2 separate regions of the Homo sapiens genome follow, and region 2 is linked to region 1. Evidence: chromatin contacts called from ENCODE Hi-C or POLR2A ChIA-PET data. All regions are on one chromosome and are shown on one strand. The core of a region is the stretch at or near the end of the contact, and the rest is flanking DNA. Distances in the headings are between cores, read along the strand shown. Region 1 overlaps ZNF423 (zinc finger protein 423). Region 2 holds the start of TENT4B (terminal nucleotidyltransferase 4B).

Region 1 (4,735 bases), core at 368-2,867:
GAGCGGCTGTCTCTTCCCATGCAAGGTTCCGGAGCATCTCCCTCATGTCATGGGAGCTCTCCCTCACATCTCATCAGTCCCCCGGCCTCAACTCATGTCCTAGGACTGTGCCGTTCTTTCCTCTGCATGGCTTTCCCCGTGACTGAGACTCTTCCTCTGTACTAGCCTGCCTGGCTCCTTCTCCTTCTTCTGGACTCAGGTTCAATGTCACCTCTTCTGCGCGGCCTTCCCTGACCCTTCTCCCAAAGTGGGCCCACTGCTGTTACTGTCTCTCTCTTGCTCTTTTTAATGTCATGTGAGTTGTTCTCAGTAGGAATTTATTGATGTATTCACTTGTTTACAGTTCCTTCCTCAGTGGCCGCTCGACTGTCCCCGGACAGGGGCCAGGTTTGACTTGCCCACTCTTGTGTCCCTAGGCTTCAGGAGAAAGGGTTAGTGGGATGGAGAAGGGATTCACAGTGCCTGGCATGTAGTTGGCATTTAGGAGATATTGACTGAATGAAGGAGCCGCTTGTCCCCCATCTTACCTGAATTCCTGTCTCTTTTTTCCTGTTTCTGTCCTCCTCTCCACTGGAGCCCCCACATTTCTTCTTGTTCTTTGAGGAAGAACAAGAACTTCTCCATGAGCCCATGGAGCTGACTTCTCTTGACAGTGTTGGGATTGCTGGCAGGGCTTCTCCAAGGGCCACTTCTGTGAAAAAATCCAATCTGGAGGTAGGGCATGCAGTGGTGAACCTGTGCAGCGGAGTGGGCTGAGGAAGGGAGTCTGGACACAGTTCAGCCGCCTTCCTGGCTGGTAGGTGCCCGCTGAAGCCAGGGGGCAACATGGATGCTGGTCTGGACATCTGGATCTGACCCTTTCTGCACAGGTTTGGTCACTTTGCTCCAGGACAGTTTTTATTTTTGCATTTTTATTTAGAGACAGGGTGTCACTTTGTCACTCATGCTGGAATGCAGTGGTGTGATCATAGCTCACTGCCACCTCCAACTCTCGGGCTCAAAGAAGGAGGGCTCGTTTACACTGCTGGGGACTCCCTCTGTCCATGAGATAGTGGGATCCTTCCATTTCAGGGGTATCTAGCCCAGCCCACTCCTGGGAAAGCAGTTCCGTTGTGAGGATTGCCAATGCCAGATTGTAAGGCTGATCTGGGAGCCAGTTGGTCATTCTACACAACACAGAGGTGGAAAGAGTTGGCTGTGATTCCTTCAAGTTTAACAAGCAATCTGAGTAACTGCCTGGAATAGCCGGCTTGACCATCCCCAGGGCTCAGATGACGTGGGTCTGGGGACAGCCACATGATATGGGTGCTGCTGCATTGTTGGTGTGGGACTGGGGATAGAGGAGAAAACGGCTTGCTCTGGCTGGGTTGGCAACATTGGAGGGTGAATGAGGGCCCAGCGGGAGCAGGGATCAGACCAGGAGGCGAGTGGAACCAGGCTAGAAAGGGTCTTGAAGGCCACAGGCCAGCCTGCCATGAAGCCTCCCTAATTTGAGTCCTCAGCCTGCCAAAAATACGGTTCATTCTCCCTGGGGGTAGAGAAAGAGCCTCCCTGGGTCTCCAGACCTCTCCTCCATAGCCGGTTGTGGGACAGATGATGGCCTTTCTGCGTGTGCGTGGGCGGGACTGTAGTGTATGTACAAGGATCCACACAGGACTCGCCTGGAGCATGGCGCCCGCCCAGGGGCTCTTTGGGGAATTTGTTGGCTGCAGTGTGAGTCTAATGAGCAAAGCATTTGGTGGTGGGTCTGTGGGTTCCCCAACAGGGTTTGGTCTCCCCAAGTCCCTCAAAGTGGAGCTGTTTAAGCTGGCGGAGTCTTTTCTAGGCCCCTGCTGTTGCTTTTAGGGAACTTGCTTATGTTATGTTGCCTTTTCTTTTTCAGTGGGAAGTGTCGGTGTGAGTAATTATATATATTTTCACAAACTCGAACTATGCTTCATTTAAACTTCTATAAACATGTCTGTGTAATTCTAATTAACTGCTCGCATAAAGCCATCACAAGTTACATGGGGAAATGCTCATTTGCCAGACTGTTGCCTAAAAGCCAAGGAAAATATTATGTTCTTCCAACAAACGGACTATTCATGTAGACTGTTACCAAGATAAACAGGAGATATTTGAGGACAAGTGAGATTCTAAGCAGCGATGGCTGAGCCTCCCGTAAGTGGTGTTATTCAGGGTTGGCAGGGTGGGTGGCTTGATTGAGTGATAAATGCTCTTCAAGAAAAATGCCTGAATTTGGAATGTGGGGTCAGGACCCTGGAGATGGGCCATCTGGTGGTGCTCTTTGGGCAGGAGGCCACTGTGAATTTCGTGAAAAGTCTGAATCGGAGAAGAGTCAACGAAATGGCTTGCACTTGTACTTCCAGGAAGTTCTTTTAGCAGTTCATACTAGGGTCACTAAGAAAGTGTGTAAAAAGAGATTCTTGGGGCTGCTTTAATAAATGTGTAAGAGTGATTTCAAGTTAATCATTCAGACTGGGCATGGTGGCTCACGCCTATAATCCCAGGGTTAGGGGATATTCTACCCCCAGAAAAAGAATGGAATAGCTCTTTCTCTACCCCCACTGAAAAAAAAAGGCAACATAACAATTTTTCCGGAGGCCGAGGCAGTAGGATTGTTTGAAGCCTGAAGTGTGAGACCAGCCCAGGCAACATAGACCCTATTGCTACAAAACATAAAAATGCAAAAATTAGCCTGGCGTGGTGGCACATGCCTGTAGTCCCAGCTACTCGAGAGGCTGAGGTGAGAGAATTGCCGGAGCCCAGGAGCTCAAGGCTTCAGTAAACTATGATTGAGCCGCTACACTCCAGCCTGGGAGATAGAATGAGACCCCAACTCAAAAAAAAAAAAAGTTAGCTGTTCATTCATTCATTCTTCCATCCAATCAAGTATTACTGAGCGTCTGTCGTGTCCCAGACTAGGTAGGGTTCTTGCTGCTGCAGTGAGAAACATCCAAACCCCTGCCCTCCTGGAGCTGATGTTCTGCTTGTTGTTGTTGGTAACCAGACAAGGAAGTGAAATGTATACAGTTTGTCAGAGACGAGGGCTCAGGAAGACAAGGAAGGATGAGGGGTGGGGGAACTGGTGAAGACTGTCTGGTGTGTTTGAGGAGGGATGAGGCGGGGGCCTGCTCTGTGGCTGGAGGCTGGAGCGAGCAGGTGATCGGGAGAAGTGGGTGATGAGGTCAGATGGCTGACCTGGGCCGGGAGATGTATCTCTTTTATTTTATGCGGAAGATGTTTCTGAGCTGCTTGGCAATTATATTTTTTAATATCTTTTCCTTCACAGAATGGTAAAGTCCTTAAAATGTTGCAATACTTGCTCAATTGCAGCAGATAAGAATACTACACAAAACTATAGAGAAGAAAATCAAACCCTCCGGAATGTCCCCCTGAAGAGGACCACTGTTGCAGCGGGGACCCTCCTTTCAGGCATCCTCATTTTATCATGTCCCTTTGCTTTCTTCCCCAGTGGCCTTTTCAAAGGTCAGAGAGAAATGCTTAGTCAAACCCCTACTTGAGTATCACAGGTGACTAATTTTGGGATCGAAGATTAAGGAGGTTTTGTTGCGTCCTTAAAGAACTTGGAATTGGAGTCCAGGTAGTTTTGGTAAGTCATCAACAGCTGGAAAGAACTGTCGGAAAGTGACTCACTTTCAGGCTGATAGTTCTGTGTAGAAAACATTCCCTGTAATGGTGAACATGTATTGATTCCTTCCTGCGTCCCAGGCACTAGACATAAGCAGTCCCTATTCAGTTCTTTCGATTCTCACAGCAACTCTATGAGGTTGGTGCTGTTATTCTTATTATCACAGGCAAGGAACAGGGTTAGGGAGGGTAATGACCTTCCCCAATCACACAGGTGGTTAGGGACTGGGACCTCAACATCAGAGTCCTGGCTCTGGGCAGGAGTTAAGGTTGAAGATGCCATGAATCAATCCAGCCTGACTTGTTCCCCTTCCCCTTAACTGCATTTTGGGTAGCCCCTGCTGCTGCGTGCCCTGGCCATGTTGAGAGCTTTGCCTCTCTCATTTGCTCTTAAGAAAGGCATCTTGGAAGGTTCTCTTTGAGTCCTCTGGGCTGGATTGACCAGAGACAGATGTAATAATGCACATCAAAGCCCATCCCTGGCATGTGACAGCCCTTTCTTTTTTATTTTTTGAGACAGGGTCTTGCTCTTTCACTCAGGCTGGAGTGCAGTGGTACAATCTCCGCTCACTGAAGCCTCGACCTCCCGGGCTCAAGCAGTCCTCTGGCCTCAGCCTCTTGAGGAGCTGGGACTACAGGTGCATGCCACCACACCTGGCTAATTTTTGTATTTTTTGTACAGATGGAGGTTTCACTATGTTGCCTAGGCTGGTCTCGAACTCCTGGGGTCAAGAGATCCACCTGTCTTGGCCTCCGAAAGTAATGGGATTATAGGCGTGAGCCACCACACCTGGCCAGCCCTTTTCAATAAGCAAGAGATTTTATTATTAGTACATTCTTCTGAAACCTTGTTGGTCCCTCGGAAAGGGCCTGGAACCGCCTGTGTCTTAGGGGGCTGGATGGATTAGGTCTGGATGTTATGGTCTGTTTCTGACCACTTCGTTCATTCACGCCCTCGCTCATTGATATTGAGGTGTGATTTTTCCAGCAAGAGAGTCCCCTGGTCTCAAGTTTCCGGAGGCACCCACTACAATCTAGATTCCAATTAGCTTAATTGCTTCATATTAGACTTCTTAGAAAAGAT
Region 2 (5,008 bases), core at 272-2,771, 320 kb before region 1:
CAGGCAATGCCTTACAGGGCTGACATAATTGCTGTCTGGGATTGGGGGATGGGGAGGAGCATTCTGGATGTTTCTATTCTTGGCAAGGAAAGCACCTCCGGGTCCTGCACCATCAAAAAACACTCACACACCAATGTTCTCAGGGAATGAATGATAGGCCCGTGCTAAGCGGTCTCATCTTGAGTTGTGATGATGGGGAAAAAGGTGTGGAGGGCTGGAGGCGGGGTGGTGGTCAAGGGTAGATGTGTTTAACTAAGGGGGATGGGAGGAGAGTGAATGGATAAAGGGGGGGGCCTGGGGAAGGTGTGGACGGTTAAGAGGGAGGGGAGGAAGGTGTGGACGACTAAGGGAGGACAGGAGACGGAGGGTGTGGACGGCTAAGGAGGCTTGGGGAAAGGTGTGAACGACTGGGGGGTTGGGGATGGCCAGCAGCACCCCCGTGCAACAGCAGCGAAGGCAGGCCGTGGGGGTGGCCGCTCCTAGACCCTCACAACCCCCCTCTGTGGGCGTGTGCCCGGCTGCGCATTCGCACCGGCCAGGCCATCGGGCCGCAGAGCCAGCACTCACCCCACGACTCCCTGGTTGTAGTTCCTCCGTTTCCACGGGGTCCCGCTGTACACGACCCCGCCGCCGTCTGCTCGGCCGCCCCCCGCGGCCCGCCCTCCGCTGGGCTGCAGCAGGCTGTAGTTGAGTCCATACGTGCTGGCCTTGTTGTCGCGCTTCCTCTTGTTGCTGCTGCCCGAGGCCGAATCGGCTGGATCGGCGGCGGGGACGGCGGCCGAAGGGTGCGGGGACGAGGACGCCGAGGGAGGCGAGGACGCCGAGGAGCCCGCCCGGCGGGCCCAGGCCCCGGGCTGGTGGTGGTTGTTGTTGTTGTTGGTCGTCTCTAGGGGCAGGAAGTCCCGCTGCTCCGCGGGCAGCGCGTGGCTGCCCAGCAGGCGCTCCCCGGAGCGATACATGCCGGCCGGGGCCGGGGCCGGGGCCGAGGCCGCGCCGCCGGGGCTGCCGGTGCTGCTGCCGCTCCCGCCGGTGGCCGTGCTGCTGCTGCTGCTGCTGCCGCCGCCGCCGCTCGCGCCGCCGCTGCTGTGACAGTGGTGGTTGAAGTAGAGGTTCCTCAGCCCCTGGGTCGTCTCCCAGATCTGCATCCACAGACTGTTGGACGGTCCGAGCTGCTCTGGCTGAAACCAGGCGATCCTCGGATCCATCAAACGGCGGCGGCCGCTGCCCCCGCCCCTCCCGGCCGCCCGCAGGGCCGCCGCCGCCGCCGCCTCAGGCGCACGCCCGGCCTCGGCTGCTGCTGCTGCTGCCGCTGCTGCCGCTGCTGCTGCTGCTGCTGCTCGGGGCCCGCCGCGGGCGGCGCGGTCGCGCAGGGAGCCCGGCCGGCGCCGGCGGCGTCGCTCCCGCCCTCGGGGGCTCCGCGGGCCCTCCCCCCCTCCCTCCGCCCCTCCGCCCCTCCGCCGAGCCCCTGTCACTGGGGTCCCCGTGCAAATGGCGGCGGCGGCGGCGGCGGCTCCACAGAAGAGCGAGCGGCGGCGGCGGCAGCGGCGGCAGCGAGACGCGCCTGCTCCGTAGCGTCCTCGCTCCTCCGGCCCCGGGGCGGGGCCTCTGCCGGCTCCGCCCCTCTCGCTCCGCCCCCCCCCCCCACCGCCCCGCCCTCACGCGCTCGCCCCGCCCCCGCTGCGCCGCGCAGCAGCCCGGGAGGCCTCGCCGTGCGTCACAGAGGCCGCGGCGCGACGGGGCCGCAACCGCCTGGCCCAACCGTACTTGCGCCATCTGTGGAGTGCTCCCACGTACCTGGGCGTCCGGGAGCTTCTGAGGCGCGCGCGGCTTCTCCGCCTCGGCTTCCCCGGTGCTGAGCGTGGACGAGGCCGCATGGAGGTTGCCGCCCGCCCCGCAGGGAGCGCGTTGTGGGAGGTGCCACTCCGCCCCTCGCTCCTCGCCCCTCCCATCCCTGTGGCCGCCGGATCCCGGGCCCTCGCAACCCTTCCTGACGTCTTGGCTTCTGCCTGCTTTCTAAAACACTTTCTTTTTAAAAAAAAAAAAAAAAAAAAAAACAGCCTATAACACTTTTTCTGGTGGCGTGGGGACACGCCCCCTGCCCGAGCGTGTGCCCCGGGGTCCTGACGCGGGCTGCGCGAGACCCTGCACGGCTACGTGTGCCCCGCCCTGCTGCGCCCTGGCCGGGGTGGGGGACCCCTCACCCCGGCCTGAGGCCACAGAAACCTGTACCCCATGCATAGCCCTGGGGGAGACCACTAAGACTGAGAGTGTGAGCCAAGGGCGGAAAGCCGCAGCCGCACACTCAACCCACTTTACAGGGACACGCAAACACGTGTAGATGCACAGAGAAGCAGACACACTCCTGCGCGGCGTAGCAAAGACGCTCTCCTGCCCTAAGGTGCACCAACAGCCTTAGAAAGCTCTTCTGAGTTCAGCATTAAATTTTAAGAAAACCCAAAACCTTTTAATCCTAAAATGAAGATTTAGCATCAGCAAAGATTGTCCACTAGGTCGTTATTTGCATGTCTTTCAAATCTCAGTGGTTAAAAAGCCAAGGAAAGGGGAATGTTAAGTATTTTAAATCAAGAGACTAAAAGAAAGTAAGTGAACAGCTTCTATGTGGGCCCTTTAAGGTTGGTCCAACGTCCAGAACAAGTCCCTGATGCCTGATATTGGCCTTCCATTTTGGGAGCTCAATATCCTGGAAAGTTTTTATGACAAATAGTGGAAAACTATCAAAGAACTAAGTGTCGCTCTACCTTTTTCTTTCTTTCGAGACTAACTCTTGCTCTGTCATCTGGAGTTCAGTGACTCATTCACAGCTCACTGCAGGCTCGGCCTCTTGGGTTCAAGCGATCCTCTTGCCCCAGCCTCCGAGTAGCTAGGACTATAGGCACGCGTCAACATGGCATAGAGACGAAGTTGCTCTGCGCTGCCCAGGCTGGTCTGGAACTCCTGGACTTAAGCGATCCTCCTACCTCAGACTCCAAAACTGCTGGGATTACAAGGGGGTGAGCCACCACGCCTGACCTTACTTTTTTTTTTTTTTTTGGTAAGAGAATAAATAGCACGACCAGAAATACGGAAAACACACAAAGACCCTTCAGCTGCAAACAACAGCTTCCTTGGTAGTTTATGCAGCCTGTTTCTTGTATGGGCTGCTCTAAGGGACCATGGAGACAGGCCTTTCAGATGTATGTTCATGTCTTTGACCTTGCACTACGCCAATGTAGGCTCCAGGCAGATATTCGAGGTGCCTTTGAAAAGCTCCAGGGCACTGTGGCCAGGGTTCACATTGGCCAAGTTATCATGTCCATCTGCAACAAGCTGCAGAATAAGGAGCATGTGATTGAATCCCTGCTCAGGGCCAAGTTCAAGTTCCCTGGCTGCCAGAAGATCCACATTTCAAAGAAGTGGGGCTTCACCAAGTTCACTGCGGATGAATTTGAAGACATGGTGGCTGAAAAGCGGCTCATCGCAGATGACTGTGGGGTCAAGTACATCCCCATCATGGCCCTCTGGACAAGTGGCGTGCCCTGCCCTCGTGAGGGCTTCCACTGTGCTGCCCCCTCTTAATACTCCCCAGTAAATCCTACTTCCTGTCCACCAAAAACAAACAAAAAAAACCCTTCGGAATTTTGATTCATTCAATTTGATTGTTGCTGTTGCTTTACTAGAAATCAGTATTAAAAGTTTTCTCTGTCCGGGGGCGGTTGCTCACACTTGTAATCCCAGCGTTTTGGGAAGTCAAGGCAGGCAGATCACCTGAGGTCGGGAGTTCGAGACCAGCCTGACCAACACGGAAAAACCCCATCTCTACTAAAAATACAAAATTAGCCGGGTGTGGTGGCGCATGCCTGTAATCCCAGCTACTTAGGAGGTTGAGGCAGGAGAATCACATGAACCCAGGAGGTGGAGGTTGTGGTGAGCCGAGATCTCGCCATTGCACTCCAGCCTGGGTGACAGAGCGAGACTCCATCTCAAAAAAAAAAAAAAAAAAAAGTTTTCCCTGAATGAAATTTGCTATGTACTAATTATTACATAGCCAGGAAAATAAGTAGCCGTATTTTTTGTGTTATTTACACTGACAAAAATAAAACATTGTATAGAAATAGATTTTGTTTGCTGACCTCATATTTGTTTTAAAAATTGAATCTCTGGCCGGGCGTGGTGACTCACACCTGTAATCCCAACATTTTGGGAGGCTGACGCGGGCAGATCATGAGCTCAGGAGTTCCCGAGACCAGCCTGGCCAATGTGGTGAAACCCCGTCTCTACTAAAAATACAAAAAATTAGCCGGGTGTGGTGGCACATGCCTGTAATCCCAGCTACTTGGAAGGCTGAGGCAGGAGAATCATTTGAACCTTGGAGGCAGAGGTTTTGGTGCGCCGAGATCGCGTCATTGCACTCCAGCCTAGGTGACACAGTGAGACTCTGTCTCAAAAAAAAAAAATTATATATATATATATCTATCTCTCTCTCTCTCTCAGCAGGATGCAGTGGCTCATGCCTGTAATCCCAGCACTTTGGAAGACTGAGGTGAGAGGATTACTTGAAGCCAGGAGTTTGAGAACAGCCTAGGCAACATGGTGAGACCTCTGTCTCTACAAAAAATTTAAAAATGAGCTGGGCCTTTTCCTTTAACGTAGGATCAAGGTAATAAAAAAGAAAAAAATATTCAACATGAAATTTGGAGGAGACAGATATCCAAACTATTATCAGATGCTAATTCATCAGTTACACCATAGTAATATCCTAAGTATGTTAAGTAAAAGGCTTTCTTCAGCAAAGTATCAGAGATACATTTGATTTACATACTTTTGTAAACTCTGTCTTCTCAGGATGCTGGGTACTTAAGATCCATGCTTTCAGGCCAAGTGTGGTGGCTCACGCCTGTAATCCCAGCAATTCGGGAGGCTGAGGCAGGCAGATCGCTTGAGGTCAGTAGTTTGAGACCAGCCTGGCCAACATGGTGAAACTCCATCTCTACTTAAAAAAAGAAATTAG

Evidence for each region. A loop is a pair of places that touch in the nucleus more often than their neighbours do. ChIA-PET counts read pairs that join two places held with the same protein, here RNA polymerase II (POLR2A). Pooled maps may share reads with other maps.
Region 2: a map of ascending aorta shows a loop between it and region 1 (11-fold over the local background). The contact joins the promoter of TENT4B here to the enhancer-like site in region 1. A Hi-C loop is called at or near these places in 1 of 168 maps with a recorded cell type or tissue (ascending aorta) and 5 of 50 pooled maps. POLR2A ChIA-PET finds 5 or more read pairs at or near these places in 1 of 52 experiments (H1).

The regions. Positions count from the first base shown.
Region 1 is chr16:49,825,641-49,830,375 of GRCh38, reverse strand. The region is part of intron 1 of ZNF423 (zinc finger protein 423); the gene reads left to right. Among named protein-coding and RNA genes, the nearest start is that of ZNF423, 28 kb to the left of the region's middle. RefSeq lists an enhancer at 1,449-1,996. Within about 2 kb of position 1,617, at least 8 of the 41 ENCODE cell types and tissues checked have a DNase peak (open chromatin) inside an H3K27ac peak, as active enhancers do; they include ascending aorta, where a contact is called at or near this core.
Region 2 is chr16:50,149,819-50,154,826 of GRCh38, reverse strand. TENT4B (terminal nucleotidyltransferase 4B) reads right to left here and starts at 1,521. Exons shown (of 12, transcript NM_001365324.3): 1 at 568-1,521. The coding sequence starts at 1,205. It also overlaps the pseudogene RPL10P14 and the pseudogene LOC124900375. RefSeq lists silencers at 682-851, 972-1,021, 1,202-1,301, 1,532-1,691, 1,802-1,971 and 1 more and an enhancer at 1,508-2,465.